Regions from separate parts of the Homo sapiens genome. Here region 1 is linked to region 2. Evidence: read pairs that join two places in POLR2A ChIA-PET (ENCODE). Cell type or tissue: A673. All regions are shown on one strand. Links, peaks and the distances in the headings refer to the core of each region. The heading gives the core; the rest is flanking DNA.

Region 1 (5,872 bases), core at 1,020-5,019, 280 kb after region 2:
AGGTCTCCTCTCTGGAGAGGCTTCCTCCTGTTACTCTGTCATAACTCCTTTAACTGATGACAGTTTGGAGTCATCATCATTATTTGCTTGCTTGTTTACTGTCTGTCTCCCTAGGCATGCAGCCCACCCCAATACTCTTTCTACTCTATTTCCTTGGTAAGAAAATGCCAATCTTATTTGGCACCTTTTGAGAGACTACACTTCCCAGCTTCCTTTGCAGCTAGGTGTGGCCATATGACTAAGGAAGGCCAACCGGGATGCCCAAGTGGGAGTGTTGTGTGTTACATCTGGGATGTCTTGGAGGTAACTCAAGAGGCAGCAAGGTGCCCTCTTTTGCCCTTCTGCCTTTCTGCCCTTCCTTGTTCCTGCTACCTGGAATGCTGGTGCAATAGCTAGAGCTCCAGCAGCAATTTTGGACTATGAGGCCAGTCTGCAGTTGGAAACATGGCTAAGATGGTGGAGCAGAAATTGAGAAGGATTCTGGGTCTTTAAGACCATGGAGGCTGCTAACCTGCCTGAGACTTCCTATCTCATACTTTTTTTTTTTTTTTTTGAGATGGGAGTCTCACTGTGTCACCCAGGCTGAAGTGCAATGGCACTATCTTGGCTCACTGCAACCTCCACCTCCTGGGTTCAAGTGATTCTCTTGCCTCAGCCTCCTGAGTAGCTGAGACTATAGGTTCCCACCACCACACCCAGCTAATTTTTGTATTTTTAGTAGAGACAGGGGTTCACCATGTTGCCCAGGCTTGTCTTGAACTCCTGACCTCAGGTGACCCACCCACCTTGGCCTCCCAAAGTGCTGGGATTACAGGTGTGAGCCACTCATGCCTGGCCCCCATACTTCTTTAACAAGAGAGAGATAAAAGCATTTTTCTTGGTCAAGCCACCATTATTTGCTTTTTCTCCCTCAGGTGCAGCAGAACCCAATTCTGCTAGTCTCCTCTTTCAAATGTAAATTCTCTAAAGGAAGTTACTTTGTTTGACTGATTCACTCTTATACCTTGAGAGCCCAGCAGCAGGTCCAGGATATAGTAGGTGCTCAATAAATATTTGTAGAAGGAAGAACTCATTGGAAGCAATACAAGACACCCTGACAAGATGTGGCGAGCAACTCCAGGGCAAAACCCCAGCCTGTTCCTCTGAACATCCCCATCAAACAGCACAGGGCCAGCTCCAAGCAGGCTTCAGGAGGTGTCGCCTGAAGGCATCCCTGCTTTGACGGATTTCCTGCCATGCTGCTCTTCTCTAAGCGCTTCTCAGCCTGCTCAATCCTTCTCCACTTTGCTGAATGTTTTTCTGACCCCCTCCCCCACCTCCTTCAGCCACAGACCAATACTCTGCTTGGCTTTCTGTCCCGTCCTGCAGCTGTGTGGTATCAGAGAGCAGAACCTTGCAAAAGATAAAGGCAGTAGAGAAGTGGCAAGTGGAAGGAGACACTCTTGTGTGAGCCATTTTACCTGCTATTTTTCGTATGTGTCCTCACTGGATCCTCACACCTGTGAGTTAGGGTGGATTATACCCATTTGGATGATAATGAAAGAGGCCGTGGATCAGAGAGAAAAGGTCCTTATCCTAGACCAGCCAGCGAGTAAGGAGGAGATTCAAGATGCATCGGAGAAAAGAGGTCAGAGTGGCTCAAAAACCCTGAGATAAAATGGGAGGGGTACGAAGAGCCAGGAGAAGGGGGTGTGACCAGTCAGGAAGCACACGGGGACTGCTGAGGGGCAGGGCTGGAGAGGACAGCAAGAACAGAGTCCAGGCAGGAGAGGACAGCTGGGAGGAGGGGAGGAAGGCAAGGGAAACACCTGCATGGGGCACGGGGGCAGGTGGTGGGGGCCAGAGGGAGAGGCGAGGGTCAGGTGACAGGTGAGGGTGAAGGTGATGAGGCAGGGATCCGAGTGACAGTGGAGGGGTTGATGTGACAGTGGAAGGGTCAGAGTGACAGGGAAGGGACCAGGGTGATGGGGGAGAGGTCAGGATGACAGGGAAGGGTCAGGGGGACAGTGGAGAGGTCAATGTGACAGAGAAGGGGTCAGGTGACAGAGTAGGAGTCAGAGTGATGGGGAAGGGTGAGGGTGACAGGGTGGGGGTCAGGGTGAGAGAAGAGGTAAAAGAGAGACAGTGGAGGAGTCAAAGGGAAAACGGAGGGGTCAGGGTGATGGGGAAAGGTCAGGGTGATGGGGAGGGGTCAGGGTGATGGGGAGGGGTCAAGATGATGGGGAGGGGTCAGGGTGTGGGGAGGGGTCAGGATGATGGGGAGGGGTCAGGGTGTGGGGAGGGGTCAGGGTGATGGGGAGGGGTCAGGGTGTGGGGAGGGGTCAGGGTGTGGGGAGGGGTCAAGATGATGGGGAGGGGTCAGGGTGATGGGGAGGGGTCAGGGTGTGGGGAGGGGTCAGGGTGTGGGGAGGGGTCAGGGTGATGGGGAGGGGTCAGGGTGATGGGGAGGGGTCAGGGTGATGGGGAGGGGTCAAGATGATGGGGAGGGGTCAGGGTGATGGGGAGGGGTCAGGGTGTGGGGAGGGGTCAGGGTGATGGGGAGGGGTCAGGGTTACAAGCATTACAGGTAAGGGGTGAGGGTGATGGGGGGGTGTCAGTGTGACGGGGAGGGGTCAGGGTTACAGGCAAGGGGTCAGGGTGACGGGAGAGGGCTTAGAGTGGCAGGGAACTGGTTAGAGTGAGGGGGAGGGGTGTCCCCGACAGAGGAGGGTGCAGAGTGACAGACGCCTCGTCAGATTTGCAAGCTGACAAAAGACACTTCAGCACCATGTGGAAGAAGAAGGGACAAAAATGGGTTAGCTTGACATAAGAAGGGTCAGGGTGACAGGAGAGATGTCAGACTGACGGAGGAACCATAACAATCTGATGGGGCATCGCACTGACTCCCCAGGGAGCACCTGAACTCCACCAACCAACGGGAGCATTCGCTCCCGCGCAGAAGGGACAGCCAATCAGAGTGCGCAGCCTTGCATGACGTCACTGGCTGCCGGGCAGACTCCCCTTCAGTCCGCCGCCCAAAGGCCCAGTTCTCCGTCACCTCGTGGTCTGGCGCCTCAGTGGCAGCGCATGTCCTGCCGCTGACCAGTGGCTGGGGAACTCCTGCTAAGGAGGCAGCCCTGAGAGGGGATAGGGGAGAGAATGGACGGGGAGACAACTGAAGAGACAGAGATGGGGGGACAGAGATAGACAGAGACAGAGAGAGGGAGACAAGGAGACACAGAGACAGACGTAGAGAGACAGAAAAAGAGAGACAGAGATAGAGAGACAGAGACAGACAGACAAAGGCAAAGATGGGGAGAGAGACAGAGATGGAGAGACAGAGACAGAGACAAAGGCAGAGATAGGGAGACAGAGATAGAGAGACAGAGAGACAAAGGCAGAGATGGGGAGATAGAGATGGAGAGACAGAGAGACAATGGCAGAGATGAGGAGACAGAGATAGAGAGACAAGGAGAGAGCTAGGGAGACAAGGAGACACAGAGACAGAGATGGAGAGACAGAGACAAAGAGACAAAGACAGATGGGGGAGAGAGGGAGGTGGGGAAACAGGGAGGGATGGGAAGAGAAAGATAGGGAGAGTGAGAGAGGCGAAGAGCGACAGACAGAGATGGGGCCTAGAAGGGGGAGAGACAAGGACTGAGAGATGAGAGGGGAAATGAGAGGGCGATGGGAAGCATGGGAAGCAGGAAGAGCCCAGAGAGGAAGGAGGGAGGGCAGCTCTGACTCAGAGAGGGCCTGCGCAGCCCCAGGAGGGAACCCCAGAAGTGGGGAGTGCAACTGAGAGGGAGCAATGACGTCTCAGACTGAGAGATGAGGGGGCACGAGGGAGCCCTCGGGCATCAGTGGCGGGTGACAAAGACAGTACCAGAGAAAGCCAAAGCCATACCGAGGGGCGGATGGACAGCAGAGCCCTAGGAGGAGACAGCCCAAGAGGTGCCCTGACCTAGGGTGGATCTGCTGGGCTCCGCGCCCCTGCTGTCCCTACCTCCTCTAGGTTATATGCAAAAGTGCATCTTTGGAGAGGGTTGAAATCTCCCAGTTTCCAAGTCCTTAGATAGTGGCATCTTTTTTTTTTTTTCCCCGAGACAGAATCGCACCCTGTCACCCAGGCTGGAGTGCAGTGGCGCGATCTTGGCTCACTGCAACCTCTGCCTCCCAGGTTCAAGCGATTCTCCTGTCCCATGCTCCCGAGTAGCTGGAATAACAGGCGTGCGCCACCACACCCAGCAAATTTTTGTAGTTTTAGTAGCGACGGGGTTTCACCTTGTTGGCCAGGCTGGTCTCAAACTCCTGACCTCAGGTGATCCACCCGCCTTGGCCTCCCAAAGTGCTGGGATTACAGGCGTGAGCCACCACGCCTGGCTGATAGTGGCGTCTTATACAATGCTTTGCTCTTGTTCACTTTTGTGCAGACCTGATCCAAGAAGCCTCGGGGGGTACTGCACCCCCCACCCCACTGCATCTAGACCAGAGGGAAGATGCAGGGTGAAGAGGGGAGAGGAGCCTAAATGAATGGGAAATCGAGACACCGAGAACAAGACCAGACGTCGAGAGAGGCCACCAAGATGCAGAAACCTCATGAAGGGGCATCTGTATTGACTCAGAGAGCGGGAAAGATAAAGATGGCAGGTGGGAAGGAGCAGAGAAGGCGGCAGAGAGAGCCTCCGACATGAGAGGGGGACCTGGAGAAGGCCCAGGGACAGATCCAAGAGGTGAGAGAAGAAAAGGCGAGGGGGATGTACAGGGCAAATGACTATGGGTCCTCTGGACACAGAGGGAAAGGAGGTCTCCCAGAACTCAGGTGAGTGCTTGTGAGTTTCATTTCTAGGAGGCAGGGGCAGGTGGGCAGCTGGTTTTATTACTGGCTGGTGTCTGGGCTCCTCTGGGGGTGGAGGTCTTTGGAGCTCAGAGGGTGAGTTCCCTGAGGGTTAGGCTCTTGACTGTCCTGTAACTGGGTTCGTGCAGGGTAGACCTAGAACTGTGGCTGCCTGGCACTTTACAGGAGCTCTGCGCATTTGTTGAATTAATGAAAACAGGACTTGCTCTAATTAGTTTATCAGAGATTTACACTCAGTCTGATACGCTATTGTGGGGTCTCTGGTGTTGCGGGGTCTCTGGAGGCATACACAGAGATCACTGGTGAGCCATGGTGGACTTTCTAGTTTATTTTATTTCAGTGAATTAATTTATGTATTTATTGAGACAGGTCTCATTCTGTTGCCCAGGCTGGAGCTCAGTGGCGCAAGCATGGCTCACTGCAGCTTTGACCTCCCTTGCTCGAGTGATCCTCCCACCTCGGCACACACCATGACTGGCTAATTTTTAAATATTTTGTAGAGACAGGGTCTCACTATGTTGCCCAGGCTGGTCTCGAACTCCTGGCCTCAAGTGATCCTCCTGCCTTGGCCTCCCAAAGTGTTGGGATTACAGGTGTGAACCACTGTACCTGGCCTATTTTCTTTTCCTTTTTTCTATTTTTTTTTTAGACGGAGTCTCGCTCTACTGCCAGGCTGGAGTGCAGTGGCATGATCTCGGCTCACTGTAACCTCCATCTCCTGGGTTCAAGTGATTCTCTTGCCTCAGCCTCCCAAGTAGCTGGGACCACAGGTGCACACCACCACGCCCAGCTAATTTTTGTATTTTTAGTAGAGACGGGGTTTCACTATGTTTGCCAGGATGGTCTTGATCTGTTGCCCTTGTGATCTGCCTGCCTTGGCCTCCCAAAGTGCTGGGATTATAGGTGTGTGCCACTGCGCCCGGCCCAGCCTGGCCTGTTTTCTATCCTGAGGGGTTTACCTTCTGTTGGGAGTTTGCTGTGTTACAGTTAACCTCATGGAACCCTCATAAGAACTGGGCAAGTTTCACTTTAGCC
Region 2 (5,872 bases), core at 1,817-5,816:
CCGTCTCCAAAAAAAAAAAAAAATAGTGTAAAGAACACCTGCACGCCCTTTGCCCAGATCACCTGTTTCAACATTCTGTCCTATTTATGATTTGCATGGATGTTTCTTATCTCCCTTCTCTCTGTATACGTACACTCACTTTTTACAAAGAATTCCCAATACCTTGCAGACATTATGGCCGTTTACTCCTAAATACTTGAGTGTGTATCTCCTTAGAATATTCTTATTGAACCACAATAAAGTCACCCACTTAAGTTTAACCTGCATATAACCTTGTCTAATCAACCAGAGGATATATACTTTTTTTTTTTTTTTTTTTTTTTTTGAGACAGGGTATTGCCATCTTGTCCAGTCCAGTCTTAAACTCCTGGGCTCAAGCGATCCTCCCACCTTGGCCTCCCAAAGTGCTGAGATTACAGGCATAAGCCACTATGCCCAGTGAACTTTTTTGTTGTGGTTGTTTTTTTGTTTGTTTGTTTGGGTTTTAATTGTTGTTGTTGGTGGTGGTTTTTTTTTGTTTTTTTTTTTGAGACAGAATATTGCTGTGTTGCCCAGGCTAAAGTGCAGTGGCGCGATCTCGGCTCACTGCAACCTCCACCTCTCGGGTTCAAGTGATTCTCCTGCCTCGGCCTCCCGAGTAGCCATAATTACAGGTGTGTACCGCCACACCCAGCTAATTTTTTTGTATTTTTATTAAAGATAGGGTTTCACCATGTTGACCAGGCTGGTCTCGAACTCCTGACCTCAAGTGATCCACCCGCCTCAGCTTCCCAAAGTGCTGGGATTACAGCGTGGGCCACCGTGCCTAACTCTAGTCAACTTTTATATTGTATATCTTGTACATTGTATATCTTGTCAAGGATATTGTATATCTTGTCAAAATACACCCCCAAAATAATAATATATATATATATTTTTTGAGATGGAGTCTCGCTCTGTTGCCCAGGCTGGAGTGCAGTGGTGCAATCTCAGCTCACTGCATGCTCTGCCTCCTGGGTTCACACCATTCTCCTGCCTCAGCCTCATGAGTAGCTGGGACTACAGGCGCCCACCACCATGCCCGGCTAATTTTTTTGTATTTTTTTAGTAGAGACGGGGTTTCACCATGTTAGCCAGGATGGTCTCGATCTCCTGACCTCATGATTCACCTGCCTCCTAAAGTGCTGGGATTACAGGTGTGAGCCACTGCTCCCAGCCTCCAAAATAATCTTTTATAGGTTGTAATTAAGAAAACACAGGCCAGGCTTGGTGGCTTACGCCTGTAATCCCAGCACTTTGGGAGGCCGAGGCAGGTGGATCACCTGAGGTCAGGAGTTCAAGACCAGGATGGCCAACATGGCGAAACCCTGTCTCTACTAAAATACAAAAATTAGCCAGGCATGGTGGTGGGCACCTGTGATCCCAGCTACTCAGGAGGCTGAGGCAGGAGAATCTCTTGAATCTGGGAGGCGGAGGTTGCAGCCAAGATCGCACCACTGCACTCCAGCCTGGGTGACAGAGCGAGACTCCATCTCAAAAAAAAAAAAAAAAAGAAAACACAGGCCAGGCTTGGTGGCTCACGCCTGAAATCTCAGCACTTTGGGAGGCCAAGGCAGGTGGATCACTTGAGGTCAGGAGTTCAAGACCAGCCTGGCCAACATGGTGAAACCCCGTCTCTACTAAAAATACAAAAATTAGCTGGGCATGGTGGCGCGTGCTTGTAATCCCAGCTACTTGGGAGGCTGAGGCAGAAGAATTGCTTGAACTGGGTCCCGGGAAGCGGAAGTTGCAGTGAATCGAGATTGTGCCACTGTACTCCAGCCTGGGCAACAAGAGTGAGATTCTGTCTTTTTTTTTTTTTTTTTCTGAGACGGAGTCTTGCTCTGTGGCCCAGGATGGAGTACAATGGCACGATCTCGGCTCACTGCAACCTCCGCCTCCCAGGTTCAAGCAATTCTCCTGTCTCAGCCTCCTGAGTAGCTGGGATTACAGGCGCCTGCTACCTCACCTGGCTAATTTTTGTATTTTTAGTGGAGATGGGGTTTCACCATGTTGGTCAGGCTGGTCTCGAACTCCTGACCTCGTGATCCGCCCACCTTGGCCTCCCAAAGTGCTGGGATTACAGGCGTGAGCCATCACACCCGGCCCTGATTATGTCTTTAAAAGAAAGAAAAAGAAAACACAAATATATATAAGTAGCAGTCTGTATGTGTTTTGTGTTGTGTTTTGTTTGCTACTGTGGGTCCTGGACTCGGGGAGAAAGCAGGTTACTATAAACGGCATTTTGGAGACAGTTGGAGAAATTGGGAAAGGTGCCCTTTATTTTATATCAACCTTGAGTCAGTGTTAAATGTCCTAGATTGTATCGTACTGTGCTCGGTGAAAGGAATTCCTTATTGTTAGGCACTACGTGCTAACATGTGGAGGGGTATGGGATCTGCAAGGAACTCTCAAATTACTCAGGAAAAGAAGTAACAATATGATGTGCATACCGCACATGTGGGAGGGCAGAGAGAGGCGGTGAGAGAGCACACACACGACACGCTGACCACCGGGGAGCCTGGGGAAGGGCATACAGGAGTTCTAGGCATTTGAGATTATTTCAAAGTATTTAGGTTGGTGCAAAAGTAATTGCAGTTTTTGTCATTTCAATGGCAGATGGCCTGGGCAGATGGGTGGTTGGTAGGCGAGGTATCGGAGACAGAGGTTTATGGAAAATAAAGAGATGTGCCAAGGCCGGGCGCGGAGACTCAGGCCTGTAATCTCAGCACTTTGGGAGGCTGAGGCGAGTGGATCACCTGAGGTCAGGAGTTCGAGACCAGCCTGGCCAACATGGCAAAACCCCGTCTCTACTCAAAACACAAAAATTAGCTGGGTGTGGTGGTGGGCGCCTGTAATCCCAGCTACTCGGGAGGCTGAGGGGAGAATCGCTTGAACCTGGGAGGTAGAGCTTGCAGTGAGCCGAGATCATGCCATTGCACTCCAGCCTGGGTGACAAGAGCACAATTCCATCTCAAAAAAAAAAAAAAAAAAAAAAGCAAGAGATGTGCTAAGGACCTAGTGTGATGGGAGAGAGGGTCGGGGAGTCGACGGGGCTGCTGCTGCAGTAGCTAACAATTGAGCGTCTGGAATGTGCTCCCACCCCACTGCCTGCAGGGTGCAGAGAGCTATGTTAGTACAGCCAGTCCAGAGTAGGAAAAGGCTCGTGGTCATGGTGGGTGCATGGGATGCCATGGAGACAGGGTAAGAGGTGTCTCCGGTCAGAACCTCCACCAAGCTCCAACTTGCCCAGCAGGATGGATGGCAAGCGGCGGCCAGGCCCAGGGCCCGGGGTGCCCCCAAAGCGGGCCCGTGGGGGCCTCTGGGATGATGATGATGCACCTCGGCCATCCCAATTCGAGGAGGACCTGGCACTGATGGAGGAGATGGAGGCAGAACACAGGCTGCAGGAGCAGGAGGAGGAGGAGCTGCAGTCAGTCCTGGAGGGGGTTGCAGACGGTAAGGCTTGGAGTTGGAGGTTCCTGCTGCCCAACCCATTGCCCCTGGTCTTGCCTTTGGTCCAAGAGTCAGCTGCAAAGCTGACCTGTGACCCCACTCTGGCCAATTTTGAATCCTACAAAGGACTGCCCTTCCACCCCGTGCAGCCTGTGTGGCCTACAGTGATTCTGGCCCTGACCCTTGACCCTCATTCTCTTCCAAGTTTCCTGCCTGACCCAGACCACCACCTCTGCCTGGCTCCTTTCAGAACCACATGCCATCCTGGCCGGGGAAGACCATGACTCCATGTACTCCACTTCCTTCCCTTCCCCCACCAGGGCAGGTCCCACCATCAGCCATAGATCCTCGCTGGCTTCGGCCCACACCACCAGCGCTGGACCCCCAGACAGAGCCCCTCATCTTCCAACAGTTGGAGATTGACCATTATGTGGGTGAGTTTAGGGGTTATGGGTGAGTGCTGGGGCCCTGCGCTCCTGGGGCAGAGGCCGGGCCAGGTCAGCCCCTCTGGCCCTGTGCTCCTGGGGCAGAGGCCGGGCCAGGTCAGCCCCTCTGGCTCTGCCCCTCTGGTTGCCATAGAGCTGTAGTGACAGAACAGACCAGTGGGTGCCAGGGGTTGTGGAGTGCGAAGCGAAGGTGACACAGGGTCAGCTTGAGGGAGGTGCTTGGAGCGTTGATCTGTTTTGCATACGTAGTAGCTGCAGCCTGTGCAAGGACCTCTGTGCCTTAAAATTCATAACACCAGACACATAAACCAAAAGTCAATTTGACTTCTTTTTTTTGAGATGGAGTCTTGCCCTGTTGCCCAGGCTGGAGTGCAGTGGTGTGATCTCGGCTCACTGCAACCTCTGCCTCCCGGGTTCAAGTGATTCTCCTGCCTCAGCCTCCCAAGTAGCTGGGATTACAGGTGCACACCACCATGCCTGGCTAATTTTTGTATTTTTAGTAGAGATGGGCTTTTGCCAAGTTGGCTAGGCTGGTCTTGAACTCCTGACCTCAAGTGATCCACCCGCCTTGGCCTCCCAAAGTGCTTAGATTACAGGTGTGAGCCATTGTGCCAGCCCAATTTGACTTTTTAAAAGATTTTTTTTTTTTTTTTTTTTTTTTTTTTGAGACAAGATTTTCCTCTGTTGCCCAGGCTGGAGTGCACCTGGCCAATAATTTTTTTTTTTTTTTTTTTTTTTTTTAAGATGGAGTCTTGCTCCTGTCGCCCAGGCTGGAGTGCAGTGGCACACTCTTGGCTCACTATAACCTCCGCCTCCTGGGTTCAAGTGATCCTTCTTCCTCAGCCTCCCAAGTAGCTGGGATTACAGGCGCCCGCCATCACGCCCGGCTAATTTTTATATTTTTAGTAGAGACAGGGTTTCGCCATGTTGGCCAGGCTGGTTTCAAACTCCTAACCTCAGGTGATCTGCCGACCTTGGCCTCCCAAAGTGCTGGGATTACAGGAGTGAGTAACTGTGCCCCGCCTATTTTTTTTTTTTTTTTTTTTTTTTTTTTGAGACAGAGTCTCCCTCTGTCACCCAGGCTGGAGAGCAGTGGCACAATCATGGTTCACTGTAACCTCAACCTCCAGGGCTCAAGTGATCCTCCCACCTCAGCCTCGGAGTAGCTAGGACTACAGGTGTGCACCACAATGTCTGGCTAACTTTTTTTTTTTTTTTGAGACGGAGTCTTGCTCTGTCACCTAGGCTGGAGTGCAGTGGCGCGATCTCGGCTCACTGCAAGCTCTGCCTCCCAGGTTCACGCCATTCTCCTGCCTCAGCCTCCCGAGTTGCTGGGACTACAGGCACCCGCCCCAACTCCTGGCTAATTTTTTGTATTTTTAGTAGAGATGGGGTTTCACCGTTTTAGCCAGGATGGTCTTGATCTCCTGACCTCGTGATCCGCCCGCCTCAGCCTCCCAAAGTGCTGAGATTACAGGCTTGAGCCACCGCGCCCGGCCTGGCTAACTTTTAAAAATATACTTTTGGGCCCGGCATGGTGGCTCACTTTTGGAGGCTGAGGCAGGCTGATCACTTGAGGACAGGAGTTCAAGACCAGCCTGGCCAACATGGTGAAACCCCGTCTCTACTAAAAATTCAAAAAATTAGCCAGGTGTGGTGGCATGGGCCTGTAATCTCAGCTGTTCAGGTGGCTGAGGCACAAGAATCCTTTCAACCTGGGAGGTGGTTGAAATATAAATATAAGATATATATATATGATATATTCTTTATGTATTAATTTATGTATAACATATATTATATATTAATATATTTTGTAGAGACAAATATATTTATTTGTACATATAATATGTGTGTGTATTTGTGTATATGTGTATATATATATATATATATATATATTTTTTTTTTTTTTTTTTTTTTTTCTTTTTTTTGAGACTGGGTCTCGCTCTTTTGCC

The links. ChIA-PET counts read pairs that join two places held together with the same protein. Peaks named below come from ENCODE experiments on the same cell type or tissue, not always from the same donor. Only the 100,000 strongest peaks of a DNase experiment are listed, where the experiment ranks them.
Region 1: POLR2A ChIA-PET joins it to region 2 with 5 read pairs; 2 of 35 experiments call an interaction of 5 or more read pairs at or near these places.

Annotation. Positions count from the first base shown.
Region 1 is chr19:50,676,592-50,682,463 of GRCh38, forward strand. All of the region lies in intron 21 of SHANK1 (SH3 and multiple ankyrin repeat domains 1), which reads right to left. Among named protein-coding and RNA genes, the nearest start is that of C19orf81, 30 kb to the left of the region's middle. In A673, for the core only: no CTCF peak of the experiment used is centred there; a DNase peak (open chromatin) is centred at 2,930.
Region 2 is chr19:50,395,577-50,401,448 of GRCh38, forward strand. It overlaps POLD1 (DNA polymerase delta 1, catalytic subunit), which reads left to right. Exons shown (of 27, transcript NM_002691.4): 2 at 3,275-3,477; 3 at 3,795-3,908. The coding sequence starts at 3,276. Among named protein-coding and RNA genes, the nearest start is that of POLD1, 14 kb to the left of the region's middle. In A673, for the core only: no CTCF peak of the experiment used is centred there; no DNase peak of the experiment used is centred there.